Linked DNA regions of Mus musculus: region 2 is linked to region 1. A link is a loop called in an ENCODE intact Hi-C map of the cell type or tissue named here. Cell type or tissue: heart. All regions are shown on one strand. Links, peaks and the distances in the headings refer to the core of each region. The heading gives the core; the rest is flanking DNA. Region 1 has its middle 71 kb from the start of 1700052H01Rik. Region 2 has its middle 62 kb from the start of Gm40038.

Region 1 (9,416 bases), core at 4,117-6,616:
TCTTTATGAATTAAGGGAGGACAAGTGTCAGGATGAGGAAAGATAGGGTTCTATCCTAAAGACAGAGAACCCACGATGGAGTGGTGGGCCAGCTGAAAGGTTTAGAGAAATAAAAATGATTGATGAAAAGAATAAAGCCAGCATTTGGAAGCTGATTATGGGATGGATCCCTGCATATGGCAATCACTAGATGGTCCATCCTTTTGTCACAGCTCCAAATTTTGTCTCTGTAACTCCTTTCATGGGTGTTTTGTTCTCATTTCTAAGAAAGGGTAAAGTGTCCACACTTTGGTCTTCGTTCTTCTTGAATTTCATGCGTTTGGCAAGTTGTATCTTATATCTTGGGTATCCTAAGTTTCTGGGCTAATATCCACTTATCAGTGAGTACATATTGAAGGACCCAGATATAGCTCTCTCTTGTGAAACTATGCCGGGGCCTAGCAAACACAGAAGTGGATGATCACAGTCAGCTATTGGATGGATCACACGGCCCCCAATGGAGGAGCTAGAGAAATTACCCAAGGAGCTAAAGGGATCTGCAACCCTATAGGTGGAACAACATTATGAACTAACCAGTACCCCGGAGCTCTTGACTCTAGCTGCATATGTATCAAAAGATGGCCTAGTCGGCCATCACTGCAAAGAGAGGCCCATTGGACTTGCAAACTTTATATGCCCCAGTACAGGGGAACACCAGGACCAAAAAGGGGGAGTGGGTGGGTATGGGATTGGGGGGGGGTGGGTATGGGGGACCTTTGGGATAGCATTGAAAATGTAAACGAGGAAAATACCTAATTTAAAAAAAAAGAAAGAAAAGAATAAAGCCAAGACAGCCATAGTCACATGACACTCAGGTACAAAGGGGAAGCTGGTGCCTCATCCAAAAGCAAAGTCAGGAGACTCTGGGGGAAAAGGGCTGGCTACCCTGTCCATAAGACAAGCTTACCTCTCTCACAAGCCTCATCTGGTTAAGTATATTTATTACCTGAGTATGTGACTATGGACATTAGCCTAGAGGTTCCACAAAAGACTTAAAATGGTACTACCATGTGACCCATGTATACAACTGTCCAGGATATGCCCAAAGGACTCTGAGTCAACAGTCAACAAAGAAATTTGCACATCTATGTTAATAGCTGATGTATTCACAAAAGTCAGGAAGCGAGCCAGCCTAGATGTCCATCAATAGGTGAGTAGATAAAATGTGGTTCATATACACAGTGGAATTCTATACAATTCTAACCATAAAATAAGACATTTGCGGGAAAATGCATGGAACTCTAAACACTGTTATGTTCAAGAAAATTCTCTAGACTCAGACAAATATGCATGCTCTTTATCACATGGGGAAATCTGTCTGTCTAGAAAAGGGAAGAAGTCTAATGGGAGAGGAAAAGCGAACAAGAGCATAATAGAATATATATGTCATGAAGGCTGAGGGGGACGATTTGAAGGTAGGAAGAACTTCCACAAGGAAGATAACAGATGGGGGATGGTGGGAGGTACAAATACAATGATGCACACATGAAAATGTCACAACAAATAATTTGATGCCCTTAACCTTGCCATCTTCCTATATGAAGAGATAAATGGTTATCTAGATTACTCTGTTAACATGAGGTCTGGGGGAATCTTAGGTTCTATGCAACGTTCTCAGCTCCATGTTTCTGGTGCCTGGGATGCAATGCTCACTTCATGTGTCCACATGAGCATATAGAACAGTGTCTGCCACCATACCACAGTGCTAATGTGAGTGTCATCGTGAGTCACACATGGAAGCTGTTCTGTGTTAAAATACCTCTTTGTTTCGAGACATTTCTTTCTGAAGGATTAGCCGCGAAGCATCCCTATATTCTCTCATTAATATGAACCATTTTCATATTTTTCTGCATTCATTAACATTTTAAAATAAAATTTATGTGAAATAAATCAATAAATAAACAAATGAATGTGGAGTAGATTACTTGGTTTTTGCTTTAGTTTCCCTGGTAATCACAAATTATCTCATTAAAAACTATGAAACATTTATAATTTGTATCCAACTTTAGTCTGCCATTTTACTAAATCAGAAAATCTTGAATAATATTTTGACTATATGGGGTAAAAAAAAACAACAACTAGTTTTTAGAGAAAGGCACTTTTATGTTGTTCTGGGACTAAGGAGATATGAAAATAAGGAAATTCTCTCTTGATCCCTAAACAGCACTCAAAAGCCAAGCCTTCTGTGATGTCCAAGGTTTGGAGTGTGGTGGCTAACAAGTCCATCTTCTGTATCTTAGGGGCCATGCACCAGCCATCAGAGAACAGCCAAAGCACAGTTTTCCAAGACGTTTTTGTGAAAGAGCTGGTCATAGCAGCATTAGATCTGAGTTCTAGTCACACCTGTGCTTCTTGTTCAAAATAAGCAGGGGAGCCAGAACCTAATCAATTTACTCATCTCTAATCTGAATTTATAATTAGATTTTATTACTGCAACAACAAAGACAAGCACTTACTAAGTAAGCCGTTCCTGATGAGTTAGCTACAACATGTGAGCAGTTGGAGACTGGGTTGGAGTTATCTATCACATAACTTGATTTCCGATGGATTGCTGAAGTACAAAAGACAGTGGTCCATGGAATCTCGCTGGAGGGTTGTGGGCAGAGAGCTCTAAGTGAGAGAGTCAGAGGTATCAGAGAGTTCCTGCCTGCATAGCCCCCATGCCTTGGGTAGAATGAATACAAGCATGCAGACTGCATCTTGCATTCTGCACACAGTACTGGGAGGCTTCAAGGCTCTCTGCAGAATGTTTGGGATTTCTGGCAAGCAGCCCTGCAGGATCCGTGGGGTCTTGCCCTTCTCCAACCATTCGATAAATAGCACTCAGTAGAGACTCTGGCTGCGGATACTTGTTTTCAAAACAACAGCTCCCAGCCAACCTCCTTAAGCAGCTCCATATGTTTCTATGGAGAGTTTATGGATCGTGGCCTTCGGAATTCTTTTGTTTATCACTGGGAATCCAAGTACCGAGAGCTGCTAACTAACCATGAGGCTCACTGGTTATACAAGCTGTTGGACCTCTTAAGGACTTTGACATAAGGACCACTTTCTGCCGAGTAAGAATTAGCAGTTTAAAAGGAGTGCACTTAACAGAGCCATGTAAGTATCAGTTTCTGTATGTCATTATAAGCCAGCCTTTTAATTTAAAAAAAAAAAAAACTGGACTGTATTGCTTTGTGTGCACACTTAAACGAGGTCCTTAAAGGGAGGTCTGAGCAGTCTTCAAAGGCTTACCATCAAAGGGTTGTTTACTGCTGTTGTTTGTAAATGAATATCCAAGGCCTCAACAGGATGTGTCCTTCTTGTTCTGGGCACAAAGACACTGCTCCTCATGATGCTCAGGACCCAGGATTCCCCCAGGCATCCATTCCTCCTCCATCTCCCTCGCCCCACCTCACTAATCCAATGCCAACCACGCGGAGAAGATAGAGGTTTCAGTGGAGTGCCTCGCTGGCCTTAGTAATACCTACTATTTATTGAGCCCTTCAGACCAAGCTCTGCGTTCTCCTTTTAGTTCGTTTGTTTTAATCCCTCTTTCCTGACAGCTCAGCAAGGTGGAGAGCATAACTATGCCCCATTTTACAGATAATGAAATCTAAGCTTAGACAGCCTGAGTGATTGGCCTATGTCTGTCAGTCACTCAATAGCTACATTCCGCTGTTATTCCTTAGCCACCGGCAGCTGAGATGGGACATAGCTTCAGGTTGCCTGACTCAAACCTCTCATCCACCATCACACACCCTTGTTCTCTAATAGGAGAACACTCCTAACATGATGACCATGCCTCCTTTCTCACTCAAAAGTTCCCTGGTTACCGTGTATGCAGGTGCACATATGCACATGTAGAAGAGAGAGGCCAACCACAGTTGTTACTCCTCAGGGGCTGCCCCAATTCCATTTTTGTTTTCTTTTTTTTTTTTTAGGCAGGGTTTCTCATTGGCCCAGAACTTTCTGAATAGGCTCGTCTTGCTGGCCATATTGCCAGCCCTAGAGATTCCTGTCTTCCGCTCCGTAGAGTGGGATTCTAAACACATGCCACCACCACACCTGGCCTGCGCTTCCTGTCCCTTCTCCCCCCCCCACCTTTGGTGGGCAATGGAACTCAAGTCACCATGCTTCTTCTCCCTTCTCCTCCCCTTCTTCAGTGGGAGATGGAGCTCAGGCCACCAGGCTTAACGCATCCTTAGTTTCACGTCCGTGGCTGAGACAAAACACCCTGACCAAAAGCAGTTTAGGAGAGAGGGGCTCATTGTAACTTAAGAGTCCAGGTTACATCCATCATAGCAGGGACATAAAGGCTGCAGGACCTTAAACCAACTGGTCACATCCTACCCACAGTCAAGAGCAGAGAGAAATTAATGTGTGTGTGTACTTAATACTCACCTAGCTCTCTCTACTTTTCTATAATCCCGGACCTCAAACCAAGGAATGGTGCTGCCCACTTTCAGATTGAGTCTTCACACATCAATTACAGCAATCAAGATTATCTCCCACACACAGGCATACAGGCCAACCTGTTCTAGATGGTTCCTAGTTGAGTCTTTTTCCAGGTAGGTTGTATCTGGCTGACAGTCACCATGCAAGGCAAGCCTTGTACTCATTGAGCTTCTGTCCCTGCACCCATGGCTTGGCTCCTTTTTTTTTTTTTTTTTTTAGATTTGTATTTGTATTGTTTTATGTGCATGAAAATTTGATTGCATGTATGAATATGTACCACATGCGTGCCTGGGACCATTCTTGGCCAGAAAAGAGGGTCAGATCCCTGAAACTGGACTTAAAGATGGTTGTAAGATGCCTTGTGGGTGCTGGGATCTGTCCCCAGGTGCTCTGCTAAAGCAGCAAGGACTCATAGCCTGTGAAGCATCTCTAGCCCACCATCATCCCATGGTTCTTTTAATATTTCACACATGTGGCTTTTCCTGGTTCGTTTACATAAAATGACACAAGAAAGGCCAGTCCTCTCTTTCAGGAACAATTCATCATGCATTTGAAAATCCTCTGTAGAAGATTCACAGCAACTTTTCCAGAGACTGAACTCAATGTGGCTGATTCAAAAGGGCAATGTCCTCCAAAAGCAGGCTGGGTAGCTCGCAGCTCCATCTAGGTGCACGTCTCTCGGAGCTAGCAAGTGAGTCAGCAGAAGCCCACAGACAATGATGTGTTTGCTCTTCGAACGATGAGTCAGCCATGATAAATGGCCGGCTTTCGTCTGGTCCCTGACGTCTTCACAGAATATTAATTGCCCTGTTGCTTCCCGTTCCACACAGCTGGGTGGGATTGCTACCAGCCACAGTGCTGAACGCTTACATATTTCAGCCCAGCCCAGAAAGGTTTCCTGTGGTGGGTGAAATGACAACATGCACAAAGGTCAAATTCCAGATGTGAGAGTCTGAACTTCTCCCAGCTCGGGGAAAACATCGCCTCGACATGATCTCAGAGGATTTTCAGTACAGATTTAAGGCCAGCATCTCTGGAAAGATGCGAGCTTGTCAGTCTAAGAGGATGCCAGCGTGCTCTGTGTGCATTTATCCAAGGCTTTGAGACCACCTATTGCACTCCAGAGCCAAGGGAGCAGGGGAAGAGGGGGTTGTTCAGGAGTTCCTGCGTGAGGGGCCTGGCTCTACATCTTGCTTCTTGGCCTTGGCCTTCGAAGTCATTTTGAGATGAGGAGTTCATTCTGGATTAATACCTTGGCTGGACACAGTGCCAAAAAAAATGGTGGGAAGAGAGCACAGCTGTGCGGTGGGGGAATTTCCTGTTTGTGTGGTAATTCATCTGTTTATGCTGTCTTCCTTATCCATTTCAATTATGCATGTGTGCTCTGCATGCATATGTATGCGTGTTTGTATGCCTGTGTCCGTGTGCATGTTCAAGTGCATGTGGGGGTTGAGGTCAGTTGTCATTCCCATATACTCTTCCATTTTATACTTTGCATAGGGGTCTGTCAATCAAACAGAGAACTCAGCATTAGGGCTAGGCTCCCTAGCCGGCTTGCTCAGGGGACCCCATTTCTGCCTTCCCGAGCTGGAATTAAAGGTTGGCTGCTACTTCCACCTGACATTTATGTGGGTTCTGGGGAGCTGAACTCCACACATCATATTTGTGTGGTAAGTGTTTTAACCACTGAGCTATCACCTCCCCAGGCCCCCATTTATTCTTTCTATAAAAGTTCTTATCACATTTGCAAAATTGACTCTCAGCATATTCACAGGTGATAAGAAAACGTAGCTTATTTTTTTCTTTATTAACTGATACCATGATCCTGCTGCGTTTCTACCAGTAGACTCCAGGGTGGGAATTAAATTTTAGCCTCGCTGTGTAAACATAACCAAATTAATCTAGGTAAATACTGTCTGGGTTTTATCTTTCAGAAGCCCTTTTTCTATCTCTGCTCCAATGCAAACTGGCCTCTGAGTACGCATTTGGGGGTGGATGAAACTCATCAAAAATAGGTGTTACAGAGTCGCTGTAGCAGAGCAGCTCATGTTGTCTGCTCTCCACATGGGAACTACCAAAGGATACAATACTATTGGCGTACCAGTGTCTGCCATTCCAGCCTGTGGCCCAGCCACTGACCCAGCTCAAGGCCCATGCCTGGAGTGGAGAAGTAGAGCAGGCTAGCTTCGGCCTGACCTCATTCCGGATGCTCCCCCAATACTTTCTCCAGGGGAATTGAGCTCTCAAATGAGAAGTGTCAGCGAATTTCCCTACAGGAATGCTGTGTCACTAATTGTCACCGATTGTCAGTGGCTAAAACAAGTAACCATTCAGTCACTCACGAAGTCATCTCAGGTCCTCTCCAGACTCTTTCTCTGAAGCACAAAAGACTCCCCAGACATTATATAAATAAATAAACATGTCTATGTTTCAGTAAAACAATATATATGGATAGCAGAATTTGAACATTGCTTGGGTTCATGTATTATGAAATACTATATTTTTATGTTTTTTTTTAATTAATACATTTATTTGGTTTGTGGTTGTTTGTGTACATGGTGACTGTATGGAAGTCAGAGTCCACCTTATGGACTCTGGGGATTAAACCCAAGTTGACAGGTTTAACAGCACATACCCTGCTCACTTGTTGGGCTATCCTGTTAGCCCTTTTCTAAGTTTGCGTTGTTTCTTTATTGTTTTGGGGTCGAGGTCTTGCTATGTAGCTTATGCTGGCTTTGAATTCTCAGCAATTCTCTTGACAACATCTCTTAAGTGCTCAGATTACAGGTTTGTGTCACCATGTCCAGCCTAGCTTGAACCCTTGTTCTGAGTCTACGCAGGGATGGGTGTAGCTGCTTTGGGCTGTGAGTTAGCCAGGCAGCTCTGTTCATTCTGACAGGGTACACACTCAGGACTGTGGACTGGTTCACCGTTAGCTGACCTAGCATAGGCTTGGCTGGAATGTCTGTGATCAGTGACCTCTGCTTCCAACTCCATCATCAGGCTAGCCCGCAAATGTTCTTGTCATGGCAGAGGCACACATGTGCAAGCAGCATTGTGCAAGCAGCATTAGAAGCTCCTGTTCAATTCTATCTGTTAATAACCCACAGCCAAAGCAAGGTGACAAGCTGGAGACAGAATTGGGTGGAGCAGAAGACATGCCAAGGTACTTGGCGAAAAGCGATGTGCTGGGGCCATTAGCACAATCAAAGAACCTAAACCAGGAAGAATTTTAAGTCCTATTTGGGATCCATAGGTGTGTGAAGCAACTGTGATGTGAGGGGAGAGCATGTACAGAGGCTTGGCGGCATGGTGAAGCTTGCTGCTTCTGGCTGTTGAAGTGTACTGATGAAAGGGGAGTAGCAAAAAGCAGGCTGATATCAGAGAAAACTGGCAATTCCTGGTAACGTATCAGATGCAACGAGTAAGCCCATGTTCAAAGATGCAGCCTCTGGGAGAGCAAGGCTTTCCCAGATGTTTAAGGTTCTGGTTTCGACTTCAGCACCTGCCGTGCTGTGGTTGGATATACAGAGCAATAGACCTCTTGCCTCCTCTTTGATTTCCATGCAGAGGGGCAAGACAGACAAGACAGGGAACACAGTGCCTGAGGAGTTTGGGTCTGGCTTCGTAGTTTTAGAGTGGAAGAAACAGGACCCTTTGTTCTTGCATCAACATTGAACTATTTGGGGTTATCAAGAAGCTAAGAATTTTTTAAAAATGATTTCTTTCTATTATTTTAAAGTGGTGTGTGTGTGTGTGTGTGTGTGTGTGTGTGTGTGTGTGTGTAAATAAATGCAGCTCCTGCAGAGGCCTGAGGTGTCAGATCCCCTTGGCGCTGGAGTTACAGGCAGCTGTGGCTACCTGACGTGGGTTCCGGGAACTGAACTCTGCTCCTCAGCAGAAGCAGCAGACATTCTTCACTGCTGAAATGGAGAAAGTGGATGCCGATATATTGTGGATTATGACTGGAGTCCTTGGTGTCATGGGGAATCTTGCCTTGTCTTGTGAAGGTTGGCTGTCCTCCAAGAGTCCAGTGCTTAGGTTGAGTCATGTAAGAATGGAAGCTTTATGATGGTATGGGCTTTGTTTTGTTCATTGGGATGTGCCTAGTATCTAGACAGGGCTTAGTGGATGCTTGATAAATGTTCCCCCAAATCATTGAAAGTTAGAAGCTTGATAATGTAGGCTTTGCTTTGGTGTTGTGGGCTTATTTAAACTTGTATTGAATATTGACTTCCACTGGCTTTAGCTACCTTCTTACAGTACAGAAGAACTAGGCTCATACGGTCAGTTCTGGCTCCTCTGCTCCATGTTCTCCTCGTCTTCTCTGGGTCACCATCACTTCCATTTAATTCTTATTCCTAGTCTCTGCCAGTTGCTGGTCAGGGTAGAGGGAGAGAGAACCAAATACATCGTGTACATACATACATTTGTTTCTCCGGGCTTCATGTTATGTCCATTTGGCTCGTGTGTACCTTTGTTTACTCCCCCATAGTCTAAATCTTGGTAGAATATACGGGTTACCACATGGCCTTGGTGAAGACTGACCCCAGAGTTCATGAGTTTCTCTTCTGTTGGAAGAGAAAGGTGATTGCTAACTGATGGTCTTGATTGTTCCATGAGGGAATGGTGAATCAGAGTTTGGACCAAGATGATGTCAGAGTGGAATGCAAGCAACATAATAGCAAGGCCTGCCTGGCATCTACTCATGGCCTCATGACCAACAGCTGCGGACTCTGCTTTGCTTGAAAATTACAGAGAGGGAACTGTGGCTCGTCATATTGCTCTTCCCAAAGACTTGAGTTCAATTCCCAGTACCCGTGTCAGGTGGTTCACAGCTGCCTGTTACTCTAGCTCCAGGGGTGGGGGGTGGGGGGTGGGGGATGGGATATGCTGTCCTCTTTTGACCTCCTTAGGCACCTGCACTCACCAATGCATAC
Region 2 (9,416 bases), core at 3,416-5,915, 50 kb before region 1:
TTGAACTCTTAACTCTCCATGTTTGTGGAAATTCAGTCATCCACAATCATCTAGTCTTCAATGATTCCAGACAGCTGAAGTGCAGAACCTCTGTTTTAACTGTGGTGGCATGTAACTTTGCACAACATGTGTTTGTTTGGGTTGGGAGAGATTAGATACCAGTCTCTGTGTAATAAGCAAATCTTCCTCAGTGACACTTAATACTTTGTTTAAGAGACAGGTCGAATACTACTGCTCGGTGCCCATGGTGAATATGGCAATCAGTGCATTGGTTGTTGCCCAGTGAGTTGGCCACAGCCCTGGCTGGTAGAGCCAAGCCATCTGGAGCAGGGGCACACAGTTCATGGTAGACACAGGCCAGAGAGATGCTATGGCCTCATGGCCCTGCTCTGCTTTCCTCCAGGCATCTCCTTGTCATGCCGAGGGACTCTGGCAAAGCAAGGCAGGCCCCACAGACAGAGTGTTAGTGTTTGGTCTTTTCCACTTGCACCCCAGGACTGGGAAGTGCTCTCTTCTCCTCAGCTACTTGTCTTGAGAATCTGAACACCCCGCCTCTATTCCTTCATTCAGAGCCAGTGTCAGCCATAGATGCCAACAGGAACATATGGTCTGTGACATGAGCACAGATTGTGGTTAGGTCTTCAGAGGTGACAAAAGTCGCCAAGTACACCTGCAGAACCTTCTGTGGACAGTGAATTTGGTCACCCATCCTGTTGCTTTGCAGTATTACACGGATCATTGTCTAAAGATTTTTATTACCTGTTGTCTCCAGTTGAAAGTTTGAATGGAATAGGTGGATTATGAGTTCTATGATAGAAAGAAATAGAGTGTTCTAGCCTCTTCTCTCTTCCTGGCATGTCTAACTCAAGGGTCTTCCACTTGCTCATTGTTTCACTCCCAGTAGCTTCTCAGTCAGCCACGATCAGGGATATGGGAAGTTCTAGAGATGAATAATTTATATTTGAAGTTATACGCCACTCTGGGTGGCTTTGTGGAATCTCGTATCACCATTGCATCCTGTCGGGAACACGAGTCATTTAGGCCAAGTGATCTGTTCGCCCCACTGTGGGGTAGCCACTGTGCTATCAGACTGTGCCCATAGAGGAGTCTGAAGGCTCTGCTATCATCTGAAGCATCAGTCATCCAGGGGTGATCTTGGAACATGGCCCTCTCAGAGAAGTGGATGATCACTGTGCAAACAGTGTTCACCTAATGAATCTCAATTTCATGTCAGCTCAGGAGACTTCTCACATAGTTCCCTGTGATTTAGAGCCTTCTCAGTGAGCAGTTGAAAGTGTATAGATTTATTATGCCCAGTCTGATGACACTGATCTCATGCCCACTTCAGGAAGAACCCTTCAAGACATTTGCCTGTGGGCTCGGAAGAGGCCAGGACAGTTCAACCTTTGATCTCATGCTGTGCTCCCCTTAGTTACGTCTCCAATAGACTCCCCCTACCTGGAGGAGAAATGAAGTCATACTGGGATAACAACAACTTCCAAAGCTTCGTGGAGCATCTACTTGGCTGAGCAGCTTTGAGACCCAATTGGTGGATTGTTTGCCATCTCGGTCTGTGTTCCAGGAGTGACACACATCACATCTGGTATTTCCTTTGCCAAACTAAGACATGGGCCAGTTTGATCTTAAGAAGGTAGAGGAGTGAAGTGTTTGTAGAGCCCTGGGAAGAAGAGAATCAGGTTGTGGACATATATACAGAACTGCTGCACCTCCTTGGAAGATTCAGAAGTTGCCTCTATGCAGTCCCTTCTTGAATGACAGACCTTTATGCTTTTGGGTTCACAGGGACTGAAAACAAAAATCGACCTAAAGATGATTTATGTCATTAAAATGGCCTCATTCTTTTGTGTAAATGTCAAGGTTTTCCACTTGATCAAAGTCACCAGTTGTAGTACATCCTAATGCCATCTGTCACATGGGGGCACATGTCTTTCTAGTGTGGGGGCCTGCTCATGTTTCTAACGCTTGCAGAACCTCACAGAATCAGTTGCTATAGAGCGGTGTGCCACTTCAGAGCCCAGCTATGGTGATTCAGTCTTTACTCCCTGTCCCATGGCTGGCAAGACCTTTGGTCACAAAGCATGGCCTCAAGTTCTGAAAATCAGGCTGGAACCACCCACCATACCTAATCTAGTCCTGTTTTCCTCACTGGCTCCACAGCTCTCCTAAAAACACCCACAGGAAGCAGATGTGTGCAGGTGGGTGCATGACAGAGGTCAGTGTTGGGTGTCTTCTGTTGCTCTCCATCTTACTTTTGAGGACAGGGTCTTTTACTGAGTCTGTAGCTCTTGAGTTTGATCAGACAGGCTCATCTGTGAATCCCAGGAATACTGCATGCTAAGGTTACTTTACATGGGTGCTGGAGATCCAAACTCAGACCCTCGTGGCTGCACAGCCAGCCCTTTATCCAGTAAACCTTCTCCCCAGGCCCTGGAAACTCACTCTTAAGTATAAGGACATTGGCAAGGAAATGTCCCTCTAACCCAAGCCAGTGGCCCATCATTATGATTCCCCAGCTAGGCATCAGCAATGGACTGATTGAAGGCCTTGGCTTTAAGGTCTGAACAGTGGTTCAAGTCCAGTCGTGCTACCTTGGAAGAGCCAGCTTGCCTCTCTGAACCAACACCGGCAAAGTTAAGGTAAACACACTCATCCCCAGAATGAAGCTTCCTGTTGCTGTTGATAAAATGCAGCTCCCATAGTTGGCTCTCAGCTGTGGGGACTTGAGTGCTCTCAACAAAGACAGTGTCTGGGCAAGTCTGTGTACCCCAAGCTGAGAACGTCTTCCCTCCTTTTCTGCTTGCTAATTAAGAGTCATAAGGAAAATGCTGACGAGCTTCGCCCTGCCTTCTGTGCTATAGCTGGAGGGCTGTTCTGACTTTGCCTGACAAATGGCTAACCAGCCGCTCCCACCAAGCCCAGCTCAACTGCTCAGCACCGACAGCCCCAGATTTGCCAGCAGCATCTTATAAGCTTGTCACTATTTGCTTACTCGGTGACAGTGTTTTTGTTCAGCGAGCATCTCTGAGATTTCACCCGTCAGGGTGTATCTGTTTCCTTCAAAATGCCAAGATGCCATCCAATGCCATTCTCTCAGAGCACATGGGAGCAGCGGCCATCTCCAAGTGAGACTGGGAGTCCTTGGCATTTGTTGTGTTCTAGTGCAGGTGAGGTAGGATGCTGTCTTTACAAACAGGTAGGGCACACAAGGGCTCTATTAAGTGTCATGAACTTTGAAGTTGCTTTATAAACTACTCTGCAAGCTTCCAGGTGATTGGTTGTGTGGTTTGCTGGGTGGGCTGCTGCATTTTGAGTTATTTTTCAAGCTGACCTGTGTCATGTTGGCAGATTGAAATGGGCAGTGGCAGGAAGGTTGACACTGAAAACTCGGCAGACATTGCAAATGAGTCCTCTGTCCCTCTGCTGTGGACCAGTGGTAACTCCGCGACACTCACCATCCCACCATAGCACTGAGTCTTCAAACGCCTGGGTCGCACCCAGGTTAAAGATGGAAGCAGGGCTGCCCCAAGTCAGAAGTGCCCCAAGTCACAAGCGTGGTACTCGGTAGGGGAGTAGAGCCCCCACAGCACTGCACCCCTTCTGGGCACCAGGGTCCATGCGATCCTATGCTTGGACTGGCACACAGCAGGGACTGGTCAGGACAATTAGGGGTGTGGCCTGGCAGAAGCAAGCTCAGCTCAAAGACAGAGAACCTCCCCCAGTGGCGTTTCCTCTGAAGCTTGTCAGGGAGGGGAGGGAGGAAGCAGAATAGCCTGATTCAGGACACTAGCTATTCCCAGTCTAGGTCCTAGGTGTGACTGCAGTTATGCTGGGGGTGCCCTACTTGAAACGGAAAGTCTACTGCAGAGAACCAGCAAGCTGATGCTTCTCCTTAGCCCTGCCTTGATTGATTTAGGATCTCCATGGGAGCAGTTTGGGACCAATAGATGCTTAAATGAAGCCTAGAGCTCAGTGTGGTAGCCCCCTTCAGGCTCCCTTAAAGAGTATGTTATAGGGACCTGCAATAAGCAAAGGCAGGGGTATCGAATGTAGGATTGCTAAGGCAAAGGGAGCGAGGTTGCACATACTTTCCACAGAATATCCTTTTGCATCTTCTAAGAAAGAAACTTGGTAGATAAAGAAAGGAAGGCTCCAAGGACTTGCTGTCATAGATGGTAAGCATCAGAGCAAGGTTCAAGCACGTCATTGTGTGACTGTAGAACCTTATTGGCTCCCATAGCCTCCTGACCCCAGGTCAGCCAGCTTTTCTCTCTAGAAGAAAGATCTTCATCCTTAGCCCCAAAGCCAACTCTCCCTCTCCTACCCAGGAGTCCCGTGCCATTCTGTACGGTCACAGAGCCCCTGCAGCTCTGTAGGCATCCTCTACCCTTTTCCCGTTGACCCTCTGTCCTGGGCCAGCTATCAGCACGCATGCCTGGCTGCACCATGCCTTTTGTAGTCTTCACTCAGCAGCTGCCACGCAAGCCCCACCCACACGTTCCTAGTCTTGAGAGGCTAGTTCCTTCCGGTTCGGGATCATGCAACTTTCTCCTCTTGCTCTTCTTCTGTGCTTTAGCCGCCTCTGGCTCTTCTCCCTGCTCCTACAACTTGAAATGCAAGCACTCCTACAGGAATTTGCAACAGGTTCACAACTCTTTTTAAAAACACCTCTGCTCTGTGCTCCTAGGACTTCAGCACTGTATGCAGATACCCCCACATCAATATATCTGCAGGTCTGATCGAAGGATAAACAGAAGTAACCTGACAGGAGTCTACAAAGCCAAGCACACTCCAGCATGCCATGGGCGCTCTGTCTACAAAGGGGATTCCATAGGAAGAGAAGTGTCCTGCCTCAAAGTTACATCCAGTAGACCTTCAGCCCATTTTTTGTTCTCCGATTTAGCACAGTGCAGAGTAGTTGCTCTATAGAAGGTGACCGAATGAATGCAACAATTGAAGCTTGATACATTGGTGTGAAGCTGCTGCAGCCCTTGACTGGGAATGAGACTTAACTATGTGCACAGCAGGCTCACACAGAGTCAAGTCTGAGGCTTTTCCTCATTTGAGTAACTCAACTAGAGCTAAGCTCCCAGATGACTCATGCAGATGTAGTTAGCACTCAGGGTATTGTGCCATCTTATGTCCCTGCCTTTGCTGATCCATCTAGACTTATAGTCTTATTAATTTCACCCAGCCTATGTTTTTATGGCTTCACTTTAGGTTTTCACCTCTATTCTCAAGGTCACCTTCAAGGTCAGTCCTAATTACTGCTGGCCTCTGTGCAAACACTGTCACTTCAATACCTCTGCAGGTGATGCATCTCCTCTCCTCTCTGCATATATGCATGGTATGTATGTTCATGCTCGCATGTGTGGGTTCTCTGTGTGTGTGCCTGTAGGGGCCAGTGGCTGATGTTGAGTGCCCACCCTCTTTAATTGTTCTTCAGTTTAAACATTAAGGTAAAAGTTCTTTCTGAACACAAAGCTTGCCATTTTGACTAGTTTTTCTACCTAGCGTGCCCTGGGGATTTCCTTCTGTCTCCCATGGGCTGGGATTACAGGTGGCTGGCTGTCTTGCCTATATATGGGTTCTGGGGATCCAAACTCATCCTTGTAGAGCAAGCTCTTGATCAGCTGAACCATGTTCTCAGCTCTACTTGTCTTTGTGCCACAGGCTTTGGCTATTTTGTGGCTGGTTCTGTGTTTGAAACAAAACAAAACAAAAACAAGAGCAAAATCCAAACAGAATTGGTTCTGGGAAAGCATGGAGAAAGGGGTCTATAAGAACCGTCAGTTGTCTGTCTTTCTTTAACTCTAAAGGTACCGAGAACTGTTTCTCCTTCTGGCTTTTCCCTTGGGCTTTCTGAGCAGGTTTAAGCCCTCAGAGCTCCGTATCATTCAGTCTGAGAGCCACACTTAGAGCAGAGCAACTCTGAGGAAAAACTGAGCCACCATGACATCTGTGTCTGCTTATGTTGCTTGAGACGGAGGGGCAGAGATTCTTTGGGAGAGGGAGAGCTAGAGATAGGAAGAAATCGCAGAGGAGAGGGAAGGTCTTTCTGACATTAACTTTATATGGAAGGCAGAAGATTAGAATCTTTTATATATATGGTCAATATTGAGTTCCTCTTTTTGAAAATATTTTGTTATAATTTTTGTGAGTCCATAATGTACCCTCGTAAAAACAGGGAGCTAATGAGCTTTAGGGGCTTGCTTAAGTTTTAGAACTTTAGATTCTCTGTGCTTGTGTGTGTGTGTTTGTGTGCATTTATCTCTCTGTGTGTGTTTGTGTGTGTGTGTTTGAGTGCATTTATCTGTGTGTGTGTGCACATGTGAGTATGTTTCTCTGTGTGTTTCTCTCTATGTGCCTATGTGTATGTGCATCTGTGTGCATGTGTGTCTGTGTGTGTGTGTATGTGTGTGTGTGTGTGTGTGTGGTGTTCAAGTGGAAGTAAGGGGTGGGGTTGTATCTAGTGACAGAGCACATGCTCATCATATACAAAGTCCTGAGTTCAATTCTCAGTATTAAGAAGAAAAAAAAAGACAGAGAGAGATAGAAATTAAATTGCAGAATTAATAAATTTTAAAGAAACAAATTACCGTAATATAAAAGGTAGATAAGGTCTGGCATTGGGATAAAAGTCAGATCATGTGTTTGACTAAGACTGTAGTCTGATCTGGGTGTGGTGATATGTGTCTATAATATATAATGTTAGCAAATGTTGTGGAGTCCCCAGCATCCATATCTGGCATCTCACAACTACCTGTAACTCCAGCTCCTGGGGATCCCAAAGCCTCTCTGCCCTCTACAAGCACACACACACACACACACACACACACACACACACACTCACACACATACACACTCACACACACACACACACTCACACACACACACTCACACACACACACTCACACACACACATACACACACTCACACACACACTCACACACACTCACACACACACACACACACACTCACACACACACACAGAGCACAGGTGTGGTAAAAATACACACATGCATATATAAATGAACCTTTGAAAAAAAGCAAACACAGAGCCATGCATCTGAGCCAATAGCCACCTGTACAAAGGGAAAGACATGCACATCACTGAAGAATATTTTTGACCTTGGAAAATAATAGACATTTGTTCATGTCTCTCCAGGAAAAAGCCACACAGAGAAAAACAGTTACTTCAGTGAAGAAGACAAAAGTCCAGAACAGCACAAATCTCCCGTGGCTTTTGAAGAGCTGAAGAAGAACTTCAAACTGAGTCTCTGTGGCTGTCAGGGAAGGGGGGGGGGCAGTGGAAGCCCCTGTGTCCCAGGGCAGCAGGCACAGAGCCTTTAAAGAAGCATGGAGTGGTTAGTCAGCTCTTCATGGCCTAGCAAATTAGATATGCATCCCAAAAGGTACCCTGCGATATTAAAGTCCATTTATATACTCTATAAAGTGCCCCCTGTGGATCCTGGCAGGCACACACATGTTGGGGTGTATGGGCTGGTTGATTCCTCTGTGACTTATGTGACGCTGACATGGCTGAAACCCACGAGTCACCCAGACCAGGATGGAAACTTGTGCAGGACCCAGGGCCGAGGCTCTTACATATAAGTCCCATTAATCCCCTGTGAGCAAAGTGGTGTAAATTACTAACACGGCTTTGGGAAGAGAATTGTGTCACCGCTTCTAATGAAAATGTCAGGGCGATGAGCTGTCGGTAGCTGCCATGCCGTGCGGTTCCGAGGCAGGTGTTTTTTCCTACCTGTTATTCAAGGACAGCTACGTGCTGCTGCCTGAGGGGAACATCAGCAGTTATTTGTGCTGAGAGGACTATAAAGTGAGAGAGGACAGCGGAGCTCTCGTCACCAGCTCTGCAGGACATGGTGGGCAGTTTGTGGAGAAGTGGTTGCAGGGAGGTGAGCTGTAGCGCAGGCTTGGGGTGGGGGTGGGGGGGAGAAACAGCTGTCCTGCAATGGCCTGGTGTGCAATGTAGACTGCTATCGTAACACAAACCAGCCTGCCCTGTGGATTTGGGAGTTGCCCTCCAGGGTAGCTTTCACTAAATCAGAGTCCAGCTTGGGAGGCTGGGGCAGGAGGATCCCAAACTCAAGGCTGGATCACCAGGGAAAGGAACACGGCTTGTTAATTCAGTAGTCATCCTGGAAACCCAGGTTCAGTGTGGTGTCAATGCTGGTGTGTTTCTGCCTCATACGACCTTTATATTGGCCATTCTTTGGTGTGCCTGTGTTCTCATGTCCTTCCTTGCATTCATCCAGGCATTATCAAATGGCCACGGGCAAGTCACACTTTCTGAGCCTTTTGTCTTTGATTATATGCTGTGTCCCCTAAATCCTGCCCACCCTCTCCTTGCCCCTTGCTTGGGCTCTGCTGGCCTGGGCCTAGATTCTAGAGTCTCACTCACTGTCTCTCTCTCCTTACCCCCCCCCCCCCCCAGTGCAGCGATACTACCAACTAATGTCATTGAGTAGGCACCGTTTCTGTGCCAAGCCCTTGCATTGCTGTGCTTCACATTAATTCTAATGTTGTTGGCAAGAACCTTGGACGTGTATTACTACTTCCATTGTACAGCTTGGGAGACCCCCAAAAGGTGCATAAAGCGTGCAAGGTCATGCCTGCTACTGAGGGGTGAGCTCGCATTCTAACCGGTGGCAGATGGACCGCACAGTGCATGCATTCCTTTGATCACGCTGTGTCCTCTGCCCAGACCTTCAGTGGCTCCTGTTGCTCAATACATCAAGTCTCCTTTACTTGGCATTCAAGGTCCTAGGTTCCCAAGCCTTCCCCTCTCCCTTGTCACTCATTCTGCATTTCAGTCAAGAACCCAGATGAACAAGCAGGAAGCCCAACTTGATTCACACCCACCCTTTCTCTCCTGTGTGCTTTCTTACATGCTCTTTCTCTTGTCATGAGCAATACCTTCCTGTCACCTCTTGTCACTCTCTCTTCTGGGTAAAGAAATGTTGCCCAAGACAGCCCTGAACAGACTTGGGCTAGGGATCCATTTATTTTCTGACCCACAAAGGGTATACTGGGTCTTTATTAACCAGTATGAAATGTTCTTTAAATAACGTTTCTTTTTAATATCATTTAAAAAGACGTTCAGAGAGGATCAGAATGCAGTCCAGTGATTAATTGCAGAGCTGGATTCTCCTGCCCTCAGCCTCTGAGGATGCGCCGCACCGATTAACCTCTGCCACCGAGTTCTGTCTGAGGAAGGCGATGACGAAATGCTTCACCCATCCCAGGAGTGATCCTGGCTGTCGTGAGGCATCACTCTCGAACTGCAGGCTTTCATTTCCAAAGCCCTGGCAGGGCTTCAGGAGCTGTAAGCCCTCCCGTGAGTAACTGAGCAGAAAGAACTAGAAGGTTCTCAG

Evidence for each region. A loop is a pair of places that touch in the nucleus more often than their neighbours do. Peaks named below come from ENCODE experiments on the same cell type or tissue, not always from the same donor. Only the 100,000 strongest peaks of a DNase experiment are listed, where the experiment ranks them.
Region 2: it touches region 1 in a loop (2.0-fold over the local background); 4 of 42 quality-filtered maps call a loop at or near these places.

What each region holds. Positions count from the first base shown.
Region 1 is chr3:41,279,782-41,289,197 of GRCm38, forward strand. No RefSeq gene overlaps it. Among named protein-coding and RNA genes, the nearest start is that of 1700052H01Rik, 71 kb to the right of the region's middle. In heart, for the core only: no CTCF peak of the experiment used is centred there; a DNase peak (open chromatin) is centred at 5,310.
Region 2 is chr3:41,230,709-41,240,124 of GRCm38, forward strand. No RefSeq gene overlaps it. Among named protein-coding and RNA genes, the nearest start is that of Gm40038, 62 kb to the left of the region's middle. In heart, for the core only: no CTCF peak of the experiment used is centred there; a DNase peak (open chromatin) is centred at 4,503.